Linked DNA regions of Mus musculus: all the other regions are linked to region 2. A link is a loop called in an ENCODE intact Hi-C map of the cell type or tissue named here. Cell type or tissue: heart. All regions are shown on one strand. Region 1 holds the start of Nxt2 (nuclear transport factor 2-like export factor 2). Region 2 has its middle 55 kb from the start of Gm25915. Region 3 holds the start of Acsl4 (acyl-CoA synthetase long-chain family member 4).

What was found. Hi-C counts contacts between places; a loop is a spot of excess contacts. Peaks named below come from ENCODE experiments on the same cell type or tissue, not always from the same donor. Only the 100,000 strongest peaks of a DNase experiment are listed, where the experiment ranks them.
Region 1: it touches region 2 in a loop (2.3-fold over the local background); 11 of 42 quality-filtered maps call a loop at or near these places.
Region 3: a loop joins it to region 2, with 5 times the contacts of the local background. A loop is called at or near these places in 10 of 42 quality-filtered maps.

The regions. Positions count from the first base shown.
Region 1 is chrX:142,227,483-142,229,982 of GRCm38, reverse strand. Nxt2 (nuclear transport factor 2-like export factor 2) reads right to left here and starts at 1,806. Exons shown (of 4, transcript NM_172782.4): 1 at 1,602-1,806; 2 at 373-459. The coding sequence starts at 1,616. In heart, no CTCF peak of the experiment used is centred here; DNase peaks (open chromatin) are centred at 1,502 and 1,652; H3K4me3 peaks cover 1,596 bases; H3K27ac peaks cover 967 bases.
Region 2 is chrX:142,539,426-142,541,925 of GRCm38, reverse strand. No RefSeq gene overlaps it. Among named protein-coding and RNA genes, the nearest start is that of Gm25915, 55 kb to the right of the region's middle. In heart, a CTCF peak has its summit at 1,455 (motif pointing right); a DNase peak (open chromatin) is centred at 1,455.
Region 3 is chrX:142,389,665-142,392,164 of GRCm38, reverse strand. It overlaps Acsl4 (acyl-CoA synthetase long-chain family member 4), which reads left to right and starts at 1,630. Exons shown (of 16, transcript NM_207625.2): 1 at 1,630-1,860. In heart, a CTCF peak has its summit at 1,318; a DNase peak (open chromatin) is centred at 1,614; H3K4me3 peaks cover 1,579 bases; H3K27ac peaks cover 1,524 bases; H3K27me3 peaks cover 738 bases.

The DNA.
Region 1 (2,500 bases), 310 kb after region 2:
CTCTATAAGCAACTCGTTTTCTTTTTATATTTTTATTTAAACGTTTTTAAATTTAAATATATTTTGATCATATTCTTTCTCTCCCCCAAGTCCCACCAGATCTTTTCCCCAGCCTTCCAACATGTTTGGGTTTCAAAAAACCCAAACAAAAACTTAATACAACAAAACACTTCCCAAACCAAACCAATAAAACAAAATAAAACAACACCAAAACTGAAAAAAGAACAACAACATAAAAACAATCCACCAAACTGTACTCAAATGAAAGCAACTCTTCAAGAACTTGTGCACCATAATTACATATGCAGGTCAGATAAATGGTATTTTAAAAATAAAATTTAAACAAAGAACAATAGAGACTATAAAACTCACATGTCGTCTTTTGTCCATTGTCTCATAGTAAATATTGACAAATTCCTCGGCAGCTCTACATGCCTGATCCACATAAGTTTTAAAATTCTACGAGAAAATATTCACAAATGTAGATTATAATTCCACCAATCCCCCCTCAAGCACAAAATACACAAAAGAAGTTGTCAATTTATGCTCATCATTCTAAAGCTGCATTTGAATTCCACTCCTATGACATAAATTTGAGTATTAAGATTAAGGCACAAATTTCTGCTTGAAAATCTGCTGCTAGTTTTAGGTGTATGTCTTTAAAACACATTCATCTCCCATCTTTTCATTCGTCACATATGAATCTTGGTTCTTTGCTTGGCATGTATCTGTAACTCGGAGATGTGCAGAGGCAGGGACCCTAGGTGTGAAGTGTGGGCAATTATTGAGTAGGCTAGCAAAGCGCTTCATTTCAAGCGCTTATGACCAAGCTCAAAAGCTACTGCGATTAAAAAACAAACAAACAAACAAAAAAACCAAAAAAAAAAAAAACCTGTCAAAATAGAAGTGAACGTCTAAGCAGCCTCACGGAGACATTTTTCTTACGTTATATAACCACTCACTCGTGTCTGGAAGTGAATTGCAGAACCTAAGAAATGAAACCCCTCAGATCCATTCTCACCAGAGTATCCCTGATGAAGTAACCCTTTTGTGGAGGCAGTTCTAGTCTTTGAAATAAATAAAAACAATCGCCACCCTTTTTCAGGGATCCGGAGCTTTTGCTTGCTCTATCTATCTATCTATCTATCTATCTATCTATCTATCTATCTATCTATCTATCTATCTATCTATCTATCATCTATCTATCTATCTTTAAGCGCCAACGGAAAGAGGGCCACCTAAAGCCACCGGCCACAGAGCTGCATCCTCACACAGGCTGCTGGACTCCCACCAGCCGCTCCATCTCCGGAGCAGGGGGCGGGCGGAGGGCGCGAGCTCCGCCCCAGGGGCTGGCGGGCTGGAGCCTGATTCGCCACTCGCTCATGCTCGCGCCTCCTCCCTTCTCCCTCCCCTCCCCTCCCCCCTCCCCTCCCCTCCCCTCCCTTCCCCTCTCCCTCCCCTCCCCTCGGCTGCCCTCCCCTCCGCTGCCCTCCCCTCGGCTGCCCTCCCCTCCGCTGCCCTCCCCTCCCCTCCGCTGCCCGAGCCCTAGCTTGCTTGCTCCTCGGCCAAGCCGCGGGCGCCAGGAGGTGTCACGCACTCACCACTGCCAAGGCCATCAGGGGGCTGGAAATGGTCTGCTCCAGAGCTGGCCCCGGAGATGTCCGCACTTCCGCGCTCGTCTGGGTCCTTTGGCTGTGGAAGGATGAGATGTTTAGCAACAAAACGAACCTCGCCAATGGCACAGATTTCTCAACCCGCCCATTGTCCCCCGGAAGTAGCTCAGTCCGGTGTTAAAATCACCCCGATGTTCCAACTTTAAGCAGCGTTTCCCTTCAGTTCCGAGTGATCCCGCCCATCCGTTTTAAATTACTTGCAAACTGTTTATTTACCATAAGAGAAACAGATAAACGAAAAAACTAACCAACCTACACCATCCCCCCAAAACCCCAACAAAACAGAAGGGGAGGACCTTGCTTTTGTAAGCTTAATATGGAAAACAAATACATCTCAAGTTCCCAGCTACCTGTCCTGGCACAAGTTAATATTAAATATTCAATTTTGGGTGGGAACCTCTTCACACGAGGAGGCGGGGCCAAAATTTGAAGGCCAACGAGAAACGGGGGGGGGGGGAATCTATGTCCGTAGCCAATAGGAAAAGGGGGCAGAACTTATGGAAAGTAACACCAACCGCCAACTGCACGAGGGCTGAAAAATTTTAAAGTACAGGGGGTGCTGAAAACTGTTTAAAGTACGGCCAGTGGGGTTTAAAAACTGTTTAAAGTTCTAAAATGTTCTCCATTTTGAGCCTTGGCCACTAAGCTTCGCTGGGCTGCCTACAATTTCTCACGGTTTAATATACAAGCATTTCACGGATTCTCGCCACTCTGGGGGGATTATATAACAAGGACTACCCCCCTAAACCCTACGGTGTGTGTTTCCACAGCGTATTCAAGAACAGCAGGACAAGAAACAGTTTAGTAGTGATCACAAGCACGTTTCT
Region 2 (2,500 bases):
TTGACAAATAAATAATAAATTTATAATTTTTGAAAAATTAAAACTCCAGTTAGAAAACGAGTATCTTTTCATGTGTTTATTCCACAACTATATATTTTCTTTGGCAGAATTTCTGCAATCCCAGAACTCAGAGGTAGGAGCAGCATGAGTTCAAGGCTATCCTTAGCTACATAGTGAGTCTGTACCCATCCTGGGATACATGAAACACTGTGTTTGTGATGCTTAGTAGGTGTTTAGGAGTGGCGAGGGACAGAAAAATGTGCTTATGGATGCTAGATTATCCAGGGTCTAGTTATCCATACAAGGGGCTTGAGATTCAGCGCAAACCTATTGGGAAGCCATTGGAGAAGAGTCACATGTCCTGGCTTATATTTTAGCAAATCATTATAGTTGATGAAGCCAGGAGTGGGAACAGGGAGACCAGTAAAGACATCACAATAGTAGACTAATGTTTCTCTCACTGCTGATGTCAGTATAATAAGGAATTCTAGAACTTAGATAGGAAGTGAGTGAAATATTAAAATGTGGGTGGACAAAGGACATATTTTGGAAGTAGAGCTAACAGAAACTCATGGGTAGACATATGACTGTGGAATTCTTAGTTCAGAGAATTTTCTAAAAATGGAGCCAGTTCTCTCTCTCTCTCTCTCTCTCTCTCTCTCTCTCTCTCACACACACACACACACACACAGACAGAAAGACACACACAGAGACACACACACAGAAAGATACACACACAGAAAGACACACACACACAGAGAAAGATACACACACAGAAAGACACACACACAGAAAGACACACACTCACTTGAACTATTCTAGGCTCACAGGAGTCCACATTAGAAGTAGAGATGGGCTGGGTGTTTAGTTTCATGATAGAACACTTGCCTAGCACACGTGAGGTCCTGGGTTCAGTCTTTAGCACCAAACAGCGAAGCAAACTATCAAGTCACAGAGGTAGAGACAGTGTCCTTACAGGCCAGTTACATGCCTGCTCTACCATCAGTCTAGCTTGTAGGTTGGGTAGTAAGTAGTCTGTTATCCCACCTTTAGAAAATAGAAATCTCTTGTTGGGGAAGAGGGGAGTGCAATCGCACACAAGTAACCTGAATACAAGAGGGTGTAGAAGGGGAGAGTGGAGAGAGGAGGAGTATCAACAAAGACAAATTATACTTGAAAACACTATAATGAAATCTAATGTTTTACATGCTAATTTTAAAATAATTAACAATAAAAATTAAGAAAATAGAGATCTCAGGCCATGTAAAATTTAAAAATAAAATTAGAAACCTGTGAGAAATAAATTAGAAAAAAATAAGTTAACTTCCAGGTGGTGGGATTCTGCTGGGCAAAGCATGAGCTGAATTCAAACCCAGCCAAGCATCTTGGAGCCGCATAAACTCTGGGCTGCAGCAGCCACGCTAACGGGTAGCTATGGCCCTGCCTGTCAGTGCTGCTCTGTAACCACTAGGGGGCAGCCAACTACAGAAATTCTGCCTTCCCTTGGATTTTTCTGGGAGTGGCTGATGTTGTGTCAGGAGAAACACGGTGAAATATGTTAGTTTCGAGGAGACTCCTGGGCTTAGAGAACCTGAGACTCAGCTGCTTATGGATCCCACGGAGACTTTGAAGCCCGTTGCTAGGCCATTCCATTGGCAAAAATAACTTATATTTGAACAAACCTCCACGTTTGATCATTCTGTATCTCATTTCTCCCCTTTTTGAAAAAGATTTATTTTTTTTTAAAGTGTAGGGGGTGCATGTGAGCGTAGGTGCCCACAGAGGCCAGGGAAAGATTTTATAAGTGACTAAGTGCAGGTGTTATCAGAGGCCAGGAAAAGGCATTAGTTCCCCCTAGAGCTGGAGTTCCAGGTGCTTGTGGGCTGCCTGACCTGGGTACTTGGAACTGAATTCAGTTTCTTTGCAAAAGCACTAAGCACTCTTAGCTGCAGAGCCATCTCTCCATCCTCAGTGGAATATTCTCAAAGCATTTTAGGGAAAACAACAACTCTCCAGCACAGTCCAGGTCACTCTGGGGTAATTTCATCATGGTCTTGATTGCTGTTTGTGCCAGCACAAGAACAGAGTGTATAATTTATGCACCATTCCCTTAGAGTCGCTGGAACTCAGTGTTTCCAGTTTCATTATATCTGAGCAATTTCAATTTAGTGAGTTCTCTTATTACTCTCACTGGAGGCAGTATGAGTGGAGGTGAGGATACAGGCTGAGTTGGTGATTGTAAGAACATTAGTGCAGCTCCATCCATGCTTGGCTCCAGTGCACTGGGCATTACTTCGGGATGGTCAACAAGCAGCCTCTAGGATTCCTAGCTTTACGGAGCAGGTCAGGCCAATTCAAGACTAGCAGAGTAGCACGTGAAAGAGTATGCTAATTTCCAGATGGAGGGGCCTAGCTGTAATAAGGCATGACAGAAGAAAGAGACAGAGGGGACAGGCAACCTTTAATCCCAGCACTCAGAGTCAGAGGCAAGAGAATCTTA
Region 3 (2,500 bases), 150 kb after region 2:
TGGTACTTTTGTTTTAATTCCATTACGAAACTCTAGGTTTGTTGGAGGAATAGATGGTTTGTTCCTTCAATTTTTTTTTTTTTTGGTATTAACTCTGGGATAAATGACAGGTTTCTGTACACTGTAGGTACCTAGTGGACTATATAGCCAACTAATAATTATCTGTTTCTGGCATTACAACAAGGTCTCATAAAAATAAAGATGACAATTAAGTTTGTTGTTTGAAGTCCTGAACTTTCTAGGTCAATCTTGTGAAAGGAAAAGCACATGAGTGCCTTATACCCAAGTTGGTGGCTCTATTGGAAATGAAATGAGTGCTACAGCTGTAGAACAACATTCAAACAAGCTGGACATTTCTGCTCTCAGCCAGGCACACTAATACTGTCATTCGGGGTGCTTCTTCTTCTTCTTCTTCTTCTTTTTTTTTTTTTTTTTTTTTTTGGCTTTTCGAGACAGGGTTTCTCTGTGTAGCCCTGGCTGTCCTGGACCTCACTTTTGTAGACCAGGCTGGCCTCGAACTCAGAAATCCGCCTGCCTCTGCCTCCGGAGTGCTGGGATTAAAGGCGTGCGCTACCACGCCCGGCAGGGGTGCTTCTTAAAAATCCAAAATTAAAAAATTTCACCAAATCAAAACCCACATCAAAACATCTGAGGATTATTTCTCCAGGTATTCCCATTGGAACAAACATCCCAGATGATTATGACACACAAAGCCTAAAGCACTACTGAAGCCAGCAATGTGAGGCAAGCTATTGTACGTGTGTGTAGCAGACACAGTCATTCTGTAAGAGAAATGAAAAGTAGCTAGTAAAACAGCCGTAACAGGAAGCAAAAAAGCAGCCGGTCATGGAACTGGAAGAATAGAATTTCTTCTGGCAACTTATTCTTGGTAGTTTGTTGTGGCTTATTATTCGCAATTACAGTTTTGTCTTGAAGTCCTGAGATACCTTTTGGAATTTATTACGAACAATAATTTCTCAATTCTTGGGGGGATTAAAATGGCCTTTATCAAGAAGTCTCAGAAGCAATAGAATCTCACGGTACTGCACTGACTTTTTATCAGTTGTGGGCTCTTTTGCTGAGTGACGCGCAAAACCCTGCCTTCAGGAAATATTTCATAAGCCCGAGTGAGCAGGGAATCTTAATACAGCTCAAGGCAACAGATAAAAGGATAGAAGGCTTTGGCTTTCAGGAGCTAGGTTAAGATCTCTCTCCCATAGGAAGCACGAGGCAGTCCAAAGATAGGTATCTAACTAAGGGCAGCTGGAAGATGACCCCGGGGGAACTTTCATCCTGGGTGGAGTCCCGGGTAGCCCGCTAGGGCGTGGGCCAGTTCTGCGGCTCTAGACTACTGGGCGCTAAGCCCTCGTGGGCTATTTTGCCCAGCACTGCGGGAGCGGCATGGTGGCTGCGGGCTCAAGGGAGGCTTTAGGCGACCTGCGACCCTTCGGAAGCAGCCCTCCTCCTTTGCAGCAGCTGCAAGCCCGATCGGGCTCCGCCTTTTTGGCGGTGACGTCCTTAGTGAGCGGAGGCGGGCGTGTGGGTGGGCCGAGCCAGAGGCCGCCTGCGATTCGGCGGGCTCAGCCACACCACCGAGCTCCCCCGCTCCGCCCGCCCCTCCGGGCTCGTCTTTTCCGGGCTCGCGCCGGACCCCGCCTCCGCTGGCTGTCCGGGTTGCGCGCGCGCCGCTGCGGCTCTCTCCCTCTCTCTCTCTTTTTTTTTCCACTGGTCTCCGCGGCTCGCCCCTCCTTGCCAGGCAGCTCCAGAGCTAGCGGGCACGCGAGCTCCTCTCCAGGAGCTTCCTTCCTCTTAAGGCCGGGACCCAGTGGCAGACTCGTAGCGAGCGAGGCAGCACCTTCGGTGAGTGATCCTAGGCTGGGGAGGATGCGGCTGCTGCGCCCTTGCCCCGGAGAGTCCCCTATTCCTGACGTGCTCCCGGATCCTCACCTGAGCCGGCTGGAGGTCGGGGTTTGGGGGGTGGGGGTGGGCGCTCGGCTTTCCGGCTGCGGCCGCTGGCTCATGGAGAGAACCACCGTCACTATCTCCTCTGATGCTTTCTGGGATCCTCCAGAACCCCACCTGGCTCTTCCCTGTACCCCCGCTGTACCCTGAGAGCCTGAGAGAACTCTTCCTCCTGGGGGTACCGGGCTTTGCCAAGACTCAGTTGACTTGAGCACACCAAGTGCCTGCTAGACCTCCAAACGACCTTTAGGTCGCCCCTAGACCTCAGCTCCATTTTGTCCCCTCCCTTGACACTCTGTAACAGGGTCCGGGCGCTCGCGGGTGGTGGTGGCGGCGGCGGCGGTGGTGTCTTTGGTTCTAGAAACAGCTGCTTTCTTGAATTTGGGGAGGGTGCCTTCGCTTTCGATAGATACTCTCTCAGCATCCATACCTTTACGTATGTTAGCAAACAGCTGGATCATAGCTGCAGCTTGTACCCTGTGTTCTTCCCGTCTTTATCTCCACGATCAGTAGGTGCTGTATAGTTAATATTAGGTTT